Linked DNA regions of Homo sapiens: region 1 is linked to region 2. Evidence: chromatin loops called from intact Hi-C (ENCODE). Cell type or tissue: tibial artery. All regions are shown on one strand. Links, peaks and the distances in the headings refer to the core of each region. The heading gives the core; the rest is flanking DNA. Region 1 has its middle 34 kb from the start of NUB1. Region 2 has its middle 8.6 kb from the start of CRYGN.

Region 1 (5,372 bases), core at 314-5,313, 140 kb after region 2:
TAATTATCTATGGGAAACATTCCTTGTACAAATTATCGTGTGGTTTCTGTCTCCTGATTGGAACCTGGCTAGTACAGCTTTACTGCCCTCTGTTGGTCATAATGATTGTATATCTGAAATATTATTTTCAAATCTGGGAAAATACCTGTCAAGTTTCATATATGAGTTTTAAGATTCCAGGGCATTTCATGGGTTTTGTGCTTAGTGGCTACTCTTAAAAACCCTTTGAATGCATGGCAGGGTGTCCTCTGTGACATGGTGCTCTACAAACACTGTTGCCTCAATGTCAGCATTTCATGTCAAATTGTAAAGAAGTTCCATCCTTTTCCTGTATGTTCTTAGGATTCACTCATTGGTTTATCAAAGAACCCAAAAGCTTATTCATTGTTTCTATTCAAAATGTATCATTTCTCCTGAATCAATTGCTGCTTTTTATGTGATTGGAAAGGGTTTTGTTACAATTTGCTTCTCAATGTCCAAATAACCTCTATCAATTTTATCTGTCATCTTTATTACTTTTGTTCCAGATTTCATTAATTTCAAATTGATGACAAAAGAAGGTATCTTGTACAACCAAATCTAGAGTCTACAGTTTCTCACTGGTTTTATTACAATGTTGCAAAACAATTTTTTAACATTGTAGCTAAAAGGTGGTATTCAAGTTTTATCAAATATACCATTCCCATCAAAAAAGAAGCCTGGGCAATATAGTGAGACTCTGTCTCTACAAAATAAATAAATAAATAAATAAATAAATAAATAAATAAATAAATAAATTAAATTAGCCAGACATGGTGGTGCATGCCTGTAGTCCCAGCTACTAGGGAGGCTGAGGTGGGAGGATCACTTGAGTCCGGGAAGTCGAGGTTGCAGTGAGATATGATCATGCCACTGCACTCCAGCCTGGGTGACAGAGTGAGACCCTGCCTCAAAATAATAAAAAAAGAAAAGATGTGCCCTGTCTACTCTGCTGAAGGGATATGCAGTTGGCACTTCCAACACGGTCTGCTACAGACAAGTCAGAACTTATGATGGTTTTTCAGTTTTTCTGGGCTACACGGAACTTCCTTGGCACTCACTAAGGCTTCCAACACCGGAAGTTCTTCATCTATCATCACATATCTTCAGTCTTCATGGATCTAGGGAAACCCTCTTACCAGGCATAAATCACCTCCCACTGTACAAGCAGGAAATGCCAGACACTCACTCTTTTAGCCTCCCTGGCTGTGGCAGGACCCACACATGTCAAAGCTCCATCTGTGAGTTGCACCCTCCCAGACCACAGGCCAGATGCTAGTGGCCAAAGGAGGTGGGGACTCCACAGACTTGCTTGGTTATGATGTAGCTTTGAGGTTTCCAGAGGCTGCTGCAGGGCCAGTTCCAGCCCCCTCGAACAATAAAGGAGGTGGCTGCTGAGGCTAGATCACAAAACAGGGACAGTGGCCTGAGGAACGTGGCTGCTGCCCACGATTGGCAAGGAGGTGGGAGGGAGCTTCGGAGACACGGCCCCTCTCCTTTCACCCTGAGCACCCGCTGGGCCAGCCCTGAGACACAGAGCAGACCAGAGCGCTGGGAATGAACCTGGGGTAGGGTGGGGTGGGGAGAAAGGAGAATAACCAGCCCCTCAGGGCTTGGAATTGAGAAGTGTGAAACCACGTGCAAAAGCTTCCCTGGATGACCCAGATGAGGGATATTGATCCAGGAAGGTCTTAGCAGCAGATGGGGAATTGCACGCTGGCGGGCAGTCCTGGAAGCGGGTGCAGAGGGACCCATTCCTGCAGGTCATTCCTCTCAGCACATGGACACGGGCAGTTCCCACAGATGCCAGCAAGCCACCGCCTGCAGGCAGGATGGGAGGGCGCCCACCCTTGGGGTGCTTTCTGGCTGTACCCTGATGATGGCTGCAGCCACACATCTCAGAGTGCGGTTCATGGAATACTAAAAAATGTAAATGCTGCAATCAGGGCTCTGAAAATAATGTTGCTGGAATTATTGAGGGAAATTTACAAATTAAATAGCCTAAAAGGCTGCAAATGAAAATGACATTAAATTGGCAAGGACTTGTGGAGCACAAGAATTATTTGTCTTTCCTTAAATAAGAAAGTGGTCAGAGACTGGGTCACAGAGCCAAAGCAGGATGGAGGGACCCCTGCCTCATAATGGAACTAGATAGAGGCCCAGTCCTCCGCGACCCTGGCCAGGGCGCTCTCTTCCACCAGCTGTTCCCCTTGCTGAGGCACATGGGTTGGGGAGGCTGCTGAGTGCTTGGGTCCCACATGCAGTCCATGGGGCACAGGACCCATGACCCCAGTCTCACTGATGTTGCTCCCTGGCAGCTGGGCTGCAAACATCCACAGCAGGCCGGGAGACAGACAGACCAGCCTGGCAAGCAGGAGGCGGAAACCAGGCAGTGTTTTGGGCCATACATTGGTTTCCTGGGGCTTCCTACTGGCTTGAACAAAAGAGATGTATGGTCTCCTGGTTCTGGAGGCCAGAAGTTGGAGACCATAGTGTCGGCAGGGCTAGTCCCCCTCTGAGGGCACTAGGGAAGGCTCGGTCCCAGGCCTCCCTCCCAGCTTCCAGAGGCTTCACTCACTCAATCTGCACATGGCATGGCGTTCTCCCTGTGTGCCTGTCTGTCTCTGTGTCCAAATTTCCCTTCTTTAAAAGGGCACAGCCATATTGGATTAGCACAACTTATCTTAATCATCTACACAGATCCTGTTTCCAAATAAGGTCACACTCACAGATATGGGGGGTTAAGACTTTGGCATCTTTTGGGGGACACAACTTAACCCATAAGAGCCGGCTACTCTCCACAAGGGTATTTGGCCCATTCTGTGTATTAAGCACTGTGCCAGCCTCTGAGGGGAGGTGGGATGAATAAGATGAGGGCCCTGCCTCCACGGAGCTGACTCCAGCCTCAGAAGTGCTGCCAGCCTCACTTACCAGCAAACTTTATGCAAAACTGGAAGCCCAAGGCGTTTCTGAACAGAACCTGGCTCTGTGTCTCTCTGGGAGGCGTCTGCCCCCAGGGCTGCTCAGGGCCCTCAGGCAGGGGACAGTCCTGAGGACCCTGACCCAGAAAATACAGAACAGGGAGATGTGAACATTTGGAGAGCATGCGTAATGACCCTGAGCAATTCCATCTTCAACAGGAGCTCAAAATGCAGATCCTGAGTCAAACTGCAAATGGCAACCCCTCCCCTCTGGCCCACTGTCCCCTTTCCCACAACCGGACGCCCTGCGATGCCCCCGAGCTGAGTGCAGATGACCTGCAGATGAATGTCTTTGAGTGTTTATTCCTGAAAGGCTGCCCCTCCCCATGAGGACAAAGGGAGTGAGGGTCTAGAAACATGGGTTCTAAACCCAGCCCTGTCACCAATGAGCAGCGGGACCTTGGGCCAATCCCACCTCCCTCTGGCCTTTGCTCAGAAGTTGGGTGGCTCTAAGGTCCCTTCTGGTGCCATGATTCCGACTCTATGGGGAACACAGGGAGGGCTTGGTGAATCCCCACAAGGGGACCTATACAGCAGGACCCTCCACCCTTCAGTTCCCTGGAGGAAGCAGGATGTGTCCCTACCTTTACCTGCTTATTGGTCTTTCGATCTTTACCTGGTGGGCCTCAGCTGCTCAAGCCTCTTGGCTGTGATTGGGCTTAGGTGAATACAGTGAGGCCATTGTTTTCTCCATGGGATGTCTCAGATTAGGAGCAGAGGGTGGCTCAACCAGCCTTCACAATAGGGATACCTTCTGTACGTCAGCCCTTATCTTGAGTATTGGGCCAGCCCCATCACCTGACCCAGGGCACAGTCACCCACACACCTCGGGGGTCATTACAAGCTCAGTGTTTCCTGCCCCTGAGAGATTCCAGCCCTGCTGTCTGTCCATCTTTTACAAACCAGATGAAGTTTCATCTCCATGAAGCCTTCCTGGATACATTTTTTATATTTTTTTGGCAGGGTCTTGTTCTATCACCCGGGCTGCTGTAGTGCAGTGGTGTGATCTCAGCTCACTGCAACCTCCACCTCCCGGGCTCAAGTGATCTTCCCACCTCAGCCTCCCGAGTAGCTGGAATGGCAGATGCACACTAATTTTTTTTTTTTTTTTGTAGAGACAAGATTTCACCATGATGCCCAGGCTTGTCTCGAACTCCTGGGCTCAAGGGATCCGCCTGCCTTGACCTCCTCAAGTGTCGGGATTATAGGTGTGAGCCACTGCGCCCAGCACTCCTGAATGTATCTTGATGCAGCCAAACAGTATCAACTTCTCCTCCATCTCAGCCACAATACTTATTGCCTGGACTGTATATTGAAGTTCAAATCATATTCTATGTGATATTTAAACACAGCTTCAAACATACAAACCACAAAATGCCACCACCACGTGCCTTGCTGTGGGTGTCATTTCACTCACCGTGTTAAATGCTACCAGAGTTTTCAATCTGCAGACAGGATATTCAGTTCTGGGAAATTTTCATGTATGTTTACAAATAACTTCCTTCCTATTATATACTCGTTTTCCCAAAACTCCAACTTGGACATCCTGGATTTATCTTCTACTTCTAATTTCTCTCCTGAATTCTCAGAGTTGAAAGTTATGAAATACATATTGAAAGAATGCCCCAAATACTCTGTACAATGTAAAATTAGGCCCATTCAAAGCACACTGTCATGAACTCTGGGGATATTGAGGGCACAGAGAAGACTCTACAAGCTTCCAATCCTACATATAGATAGATGTAATAGGAAGGCTGAAGGATAAGAGTGGCCTCAGACTTCTCATCTACAACACTAGAAGGTAGCCATGCCTTCAACACTCTGAGGGGGCTGGGTGAAGTGGCTCATGCCTGTAATCCCAACACTTTGGGAGGCCAAGGTGGGAGGATCACTTGAAGCCAGGAGTTCAAGACTGGCTTGGGAAGCAAAGTAAGGCACCCAATCTCAAAAAAAAAAAAAAAAAAAAAAAAAGTTTAGAAAATTAGCCAGGTGTGCTGGTGCACACCTGTGGTCCCAGCTTCTTGGGAGGCTGAGGTGGGAGGACTGCTTGAGCCCAGGAGTTCAAGATTGCAAAGCTGTGAGCAACACTGCACTCCATCCTGGGCAACAGAGTGAGATCTTGTCTCTAAAATCAAAAACCAAAACTGAGGGAAACTGATACCCGGATAACAATTACATACCCAGCTAAGCTACCAAGCAAGTGTTACGGTAAAATAAAAACAGGGTCAGATATACAAGCTCTCAAAACTTTACCTCTCAAGCATCTTTTTTCAGGAAGCTATGGAAGGACGTACTCAATTAAAATGGGAGAATAAAGGAAGAAACAAGAAAAACGATCCAGGAACCAGGGTCGGCCAACCAAGAGGGAGGCAA
Region 2 (5,372 bases), core at 279-5,278:
GGAAGGGAGCAGAAGCAGAGGCGAGTTGAGGGCTGGTGGTGGAGAGCACTGGCTGTCTCCCTGCTGAGGCCCAGCTGGTGCTGAGAAGAGCCCTGGCTTGGGGCCCCTGGCTCAGAAGCTTCACTCCTGCTCCCTGTGGTCAGCAGAATAGTGACCCCCAAAGATGTCCACGTCTTAATCCCTGGAACCTGTGACTGTGGCAGAAGAGACTTTACAATCATTTCAAACAAGCAAAGACTGAGAGTGTTTACCACACAGAGGCTACTACTAAATGAGTAACTGAAAGACATACTTCAACATGAAGAGGAGAGAAACCCAGGTGGAGGGTACAGGATCTCAGAGACAATAGTGCAGTTAGTGATAAGATGTATTGGTAAGTTTATTAACTAGTTACAGTCTTTCAAATGTGTTCTTGCAAAAAGGAAAATTAAAACTATGGATTGTAATATCAACTTGGCGGGAGAGAGCTCTTCTTTGCTTCAAGAGTAAAAGAAATATCGGAGAACTATACTTTCTTTTTTTTTTTTTTTAGATGGAGTCTATCTCTGGGATTTCAGCTGTGAGTCCCTGCGCCTGGCTTTCTTGTCCTTTTTAGATGACCGCTTTGCTTATCTCTCTGAACACCCCAAATTCTTGTCTTAAAGTCTTGTCAGATTGTGCTATAAATGTGTTCACTTTTTTTTTTGACGGAGTCTCACTCTGTCGCCCAGGCTAGAGTGCAGTGGCACAATCTTGGCTCACTGCAACCTCTGCCTCCCGGGTTCAAGCGATTCTTCTGCCTCAGTCTCCCAAGTAGCTGGGATTACAAGCGCACGCCACCACACCCGACTAATTTTTTATACTTTTTGGTAGAGACAGGGTTTCCCCATGTTGGCCAGGCTGGTCTCGAACTCCTGACCTCAGGTGATCTGCCTGCCTCAGCCTCCCAAAGTTCTGAGATTACTGTATTCAATCATTTTAAGTGTAAACTTTGATGAGTTTTGACAAACGTATCCACCTGTGTGCCTACCACCACAATCAAAATATAGAACTTTCTATCACCCCAAAAAATTCCCTTGTGCTGTGTCTGAAAATCACCATCTCTGCCACCACCAGCTTTGGACCAGGAGGCCGCTGGTGTGCTGTCTGGCACCAAAGAGCCCTGTATCTTGTCCAGAGTCTCATACACACAGAGCCACCCAGCGTGCAGGCTTCTGCGTCTGGCTTCCTAGGCTCAGCGGATGTTTCTGGGATTTATTCATGCCATTGCGTGTATCGAGGGTTTGTTCCTTTTTACTGCTGAGTGGCATTCAGTTGTATGGATGAACTACGATGTAGTTATCATTCGACCATTGGTGGATGCCTGGACTGCGTCCAGGCTGGGGTTGTGATGAATAAAGCTGCTATAACATGTGCAAAGCTGGGGGTCTATGTTTTTACTTCTGTTAGGTAAACACCAAGAGTGGAATTGTCAGTTAACATGGTAAGCGTATCTTGACTTTATAAAAAACTAAAGTAACTGTACCATTTCACACACCCCCCAGCAGTGAGTGAGAGTCCCACTTGCTCAGCACCCTCAGCGACACTTGTGATGTCTCATTGTGCTTTTAATTTGCACTTTGATGGGTAGCTTTTAAAGGATGAGCATATTTTCAGCCTTTGAGTCATTCGATCAGGATGTGTTGATGACTTAGGTGAGGAAGAAGGAAGTGAAGTGAGATCTAAAATAAGAACATGAGGCCAGGCACGGTGGCTCACACCTGTAATCCCAGCACTTTGGGAGGCTGAGGGGGGGCGAATCACGATGTCAGGTGTTCGAGACCAGCCTGGGCAACATGGTGAAACCCCGTCCCTACTAATAACACAAAAATTAGCCGGGTGTGGTGGCTCACACCTGTAGTCCTAGCTACTCGGGAGCCTGAGGCAGGAGAATTGCTTGAACCCAGGAGGCAGTGAGCTGAAATCGCGCCACTGCACTCCAGCCTGGGCAACAGAGTGAGACTCTGTTTCAAATAAAATAAAATAAAGTAAGAATATGAATAGATAAAGCTGGTGTGCTTTTAGAACTGCACAAAGGTGAGGAAACGTGTGCGTTATAATTCTCTGTAGAGGTTAAGGGCACCAATTCTGGATTCGAATCCCAGCTTCACTGCCTGCTTGCTGTGTGACCCTGTGACCTTGTGCAAGCTACTCATGCAGGCTGGGCCTCACTCCCCACAACTCTAAGATGGGGATCATGACAGAACCCACCTCCTAGGATTGTTGAGAGAATTAAATGACTTAATATATGTTAAGCTTTAGTTGGTGCTGGCTATAAGTAAGCACTATGAGAATTCGAATTTATTATAATTCTAAGCAGATGTGGTGGCACCCGCCTGTAGTCCCGACTACTCGGGAGGCTGAGGCAGGAGGATCGCTTCAGTCCAGAAATTCAAGACCAGCCTGGGCAACATAGGGAGAGCCCATCTCTAAACAAATATAACGGCAATAATAATTCTAATTCTAAATCCTCCCGCGGCCGCCCTGGGGCGTGTGGTGATTGTGCCCACCACGAGGGGTCAGGCTTCAGCAACTTTCATTTACCCGAACCTCGCTGGCTTTCAGGGTGGGAGACCCGGGGACTGTCTTCTGGGGCGCAGACGTCCCGCCTTTCCTTCCCCGCCCGAATCCGATGACCCCCGGAGCACTGCAGCCCCCTCCCTGACGCCGGCTGGAAACGGGGCGCAGCCAGGGGGCCCGGGCTGGCGGGGCGACCCCTGCAGAGGCCCAGGCCCAGCTCACTTGCAGACGGGCTCACTTGCAGACGGGCTCACTCGCAGACGGGCTCCCTCGGAAGGGCAGGGACTCAGCCTAACCGGGCTCTTTACACCCCCTTCCTTGCTGCCTGCCGGCGGCCACGACGCCAGGGCACAAGCTGGGTCCCCAGCAGGGGGCGAGGCTCCTGGAACCGCCCCGCACCCCCGCCGAGCTCCGCTGGGGCCCTCGGCCGGCGCTGCAGCCTGGCGGTGCTGGCCTTCGCGCATTTATTCCCTTACTCATTCACGCACTCATCAGTGTCCTCCGGGGCTGACCCGGCGCAGGAGGCGGAGAGAGGAACCCGCAGCCCGGTGCGGAAGCGCGGAGCCCAGGCGGGAGCTGCAGGCCTGGCGACCACGAACTGCGCTTCGCTAGCGGAGCGTTGGGCAGAGCGGGCATCGCTGCCCCATGCAGCCCTGGACCGCGGACGGAGTCTAGTCTCCCCGCTCTCGCCCACGCCTGAGCTTTGGTATGCAAAGTGTTTCCAACTTTTTGTTCGTTTATAAATATCTTTAATAAATATATATATTGAGACGGAGTCTCGCTTTGTCGTCGCCCAGGCTGGAGTGCAGTGGCGCGATCTGCAACCTCCGCAGCTCACTGCAACCTCTGCCTCCCGGGTTCAAGCGATTCTCCTGCCTCAGCCTTCCGAGTAGCTGCCACTACAGGTGACTGCCCCCACGCCCAGCTAATTTTTGTATTTTTAGTAGAGACGGGGTTTCATCATGTTGGCCAGGCTGGTTTCAAACTCCTGACCTCAGGTGATCCGCCCGCCTCGGCCTCTCAAAGTGCTGGGATTACAGGCGTGAGCCACCTCACCCGGTCTCTCTCTCTCTCATGTATATGTATGTGTGTGTGTATATATATATATATATAATTTAAGTAGAGACAAGGTCTTACCGTGTTTCCCAAGCTGGTCTCGAACTCCTGGGCTCAAGCAATCCTCCTGCCTCGGCCTCCCAAAGTGCTAGGATTACAGGTGTGAGCCAGCGCGCCCAGCCCGTTTGTAAACATCTTTTGAGCGCCTCCTCCTTGGTGTCCACAGCTCTAGCGCTGAGCGCCTCGCCCACACAGATGCGATGGTACCCGCTGGCGAGAGAGGTTGGGGAGTGGGGCTGGGGGGAGGCGCGGGCAGCGAGACCAGGTCCTTGAGCCCTGGGAAGCTCAGCTCAGGTGTTGGGACCGCACCCCAGGATGGGTGCAACATCTCAGGAGGCCTGATCTCAGGGTCCTGCGTGTCCTGGTCCCTGCTTCACTTGAAGGGCCATGGGAAGCCATTGAGCAATTTTAGGTAGGATCACATTATAGGTTTTAAGTGAGTATTCACATTAGAGCACCTAGGAGCCCCCCATTTGTAATGTCTTGTCTTTTTTTTTTTTTTTTTTTTTTTTTTTTTTTTGAGACAGGATCTTTCTCTGTTGCCCAGGCTGTACTGCAGTGGTGCAATCTTGGCTCACTGCGGCCTCGACCTCCTGGGCTCAAGCAATCATCCCACCTCAGCCTCCCTAGTAGCTGGGACCACAGGCATGTGCCACCATGCCCGGCTAATTTTTTAATTTTTTTGTAGAGACAGGATCTTGCGTTGTTGCCCAGGCTGATTTCAAACTCCTGGGCTCAAGCAATCTTTCCTCCTTGGCCTCCCAAAGCACTGGGATTACAGGCATGAACCACCTTGCCTGGCCTGTAATGTCTTATTTCTTAAACTGGAAGGTAGATTTGCTGCCTGAAATGACTCATAATATATATATAGGGAAAGGAGCCGCTCTTGCTGTGGGTGGAGAACGGTCTGGAGGAGCCCAGAGCAGACAGACTGGGATGCTGAGAGGCTCCTGCAGCAGTTCCACTGGTACTGACAGTGGCTGGAGCTGGGAGTGGGCATGGAGAAGGAAGTGGGGAAGGGGGCAGAACCTGGGGGTCTCACACAGTGGTGTCACATACAGCCTCAATTTGGAGGGGAGTCCTGAGTCCTGTCTCTCAAACGCTACCCAGGATGGCCTCTCCCAAGCCCCAGGACCACTCTGCTCCCAAGAGCATTAGGATGACGCTGGAGGCAGGGGGCTACTGGGAAAGTGCCTCCCCTCAGCCTGTCACACACACCCAGAGCTCCAGAGTGAAGGGCTGGAAGGGCCTCATTGCCCACTCACATGACTTTGTATTGAATTAGGGCAGGTTTGGGAGTAGCAACAAACTGGGAAAAGTCTAAAATGAACCCACACAACAAGGAATAGACAACAGCAAAGGAACAGATAGCGGACTCACACACACACACACAGCAAAAGAATAGATAGCAAGTTAAAACACACACAGCCAGGCATGGTGCCTCATGCCTGTAATCCCAGCACTTTAGGAGGCCAAGGCAGGAGGATCCCTTGAGGCCAGGAACTCGGGACCAGCATGGGCAACATAGTGAGACCCCGTCTCTACAAAAAATTTTAAAAACCTAGCTGGGTGTGGGCGTGTGCCTTTAGTCCCAGCTACAAGGGAGGCTGAAGCAGGAGGATGCCTTAGCCCAGTTGTTTGGGGCTGCATTGAGCTATGATCGTGGCACTGCACTCTGGCCTGGGTGACAGAGTGAAACTCTGTCTCTAAAACAAAGA

The links. Hi-C counts contacts between places; a loop is a spot of excess contacts. Peaks named below come from ENCODE experiments on the same cell type or tissue, not always from the same donor. Only the 100,000 strongest peaks of a DNase experiment are listed, where the experiment ranks them.
Region 1: a loop joins it to region 2, with 5 times the contacts of the local background. A loop is called at or near these places in 51 of 110 quality-filtered maps.

What each region holds. Positions count from the first base shown.
Region 1 is chr7:151,305,420-151,310,791 of GRCh38, reverse strand. No RefSeq gene overlaps it. Among named protein-coding and RNA genes, the nearest start is that of NUB1, 34 kb to the left of the region's middle. In tibial artery, for the core only: no CTCF peak of the experiment used is centred there; no DNase peak of the experiment used is centred there; H3K27me3 peaks cover 2,121 bases.
Region 2 is chr7:151,446,010-151,451,381 of GRCh38, reverse strand. No RefSeq gene overlaps it. Among named protein-coding and RNA genes, the nearest start is that of CRYGN, 8.6 kb to the right of the region's middle. RefSeq lists silencers at 2,425-2,719, 2,518-2,997 and an enhancer at 2,610-3,109. In tibial artery, for the core only: a CTCF peak has its summit at 2,563 (motif pointing right); DNase peaks (open chromatin) are centred at 1,161 and 2,539; H3K4me3 peaks cover 1,183 bases; H3K27ac peaks cover 849 bases.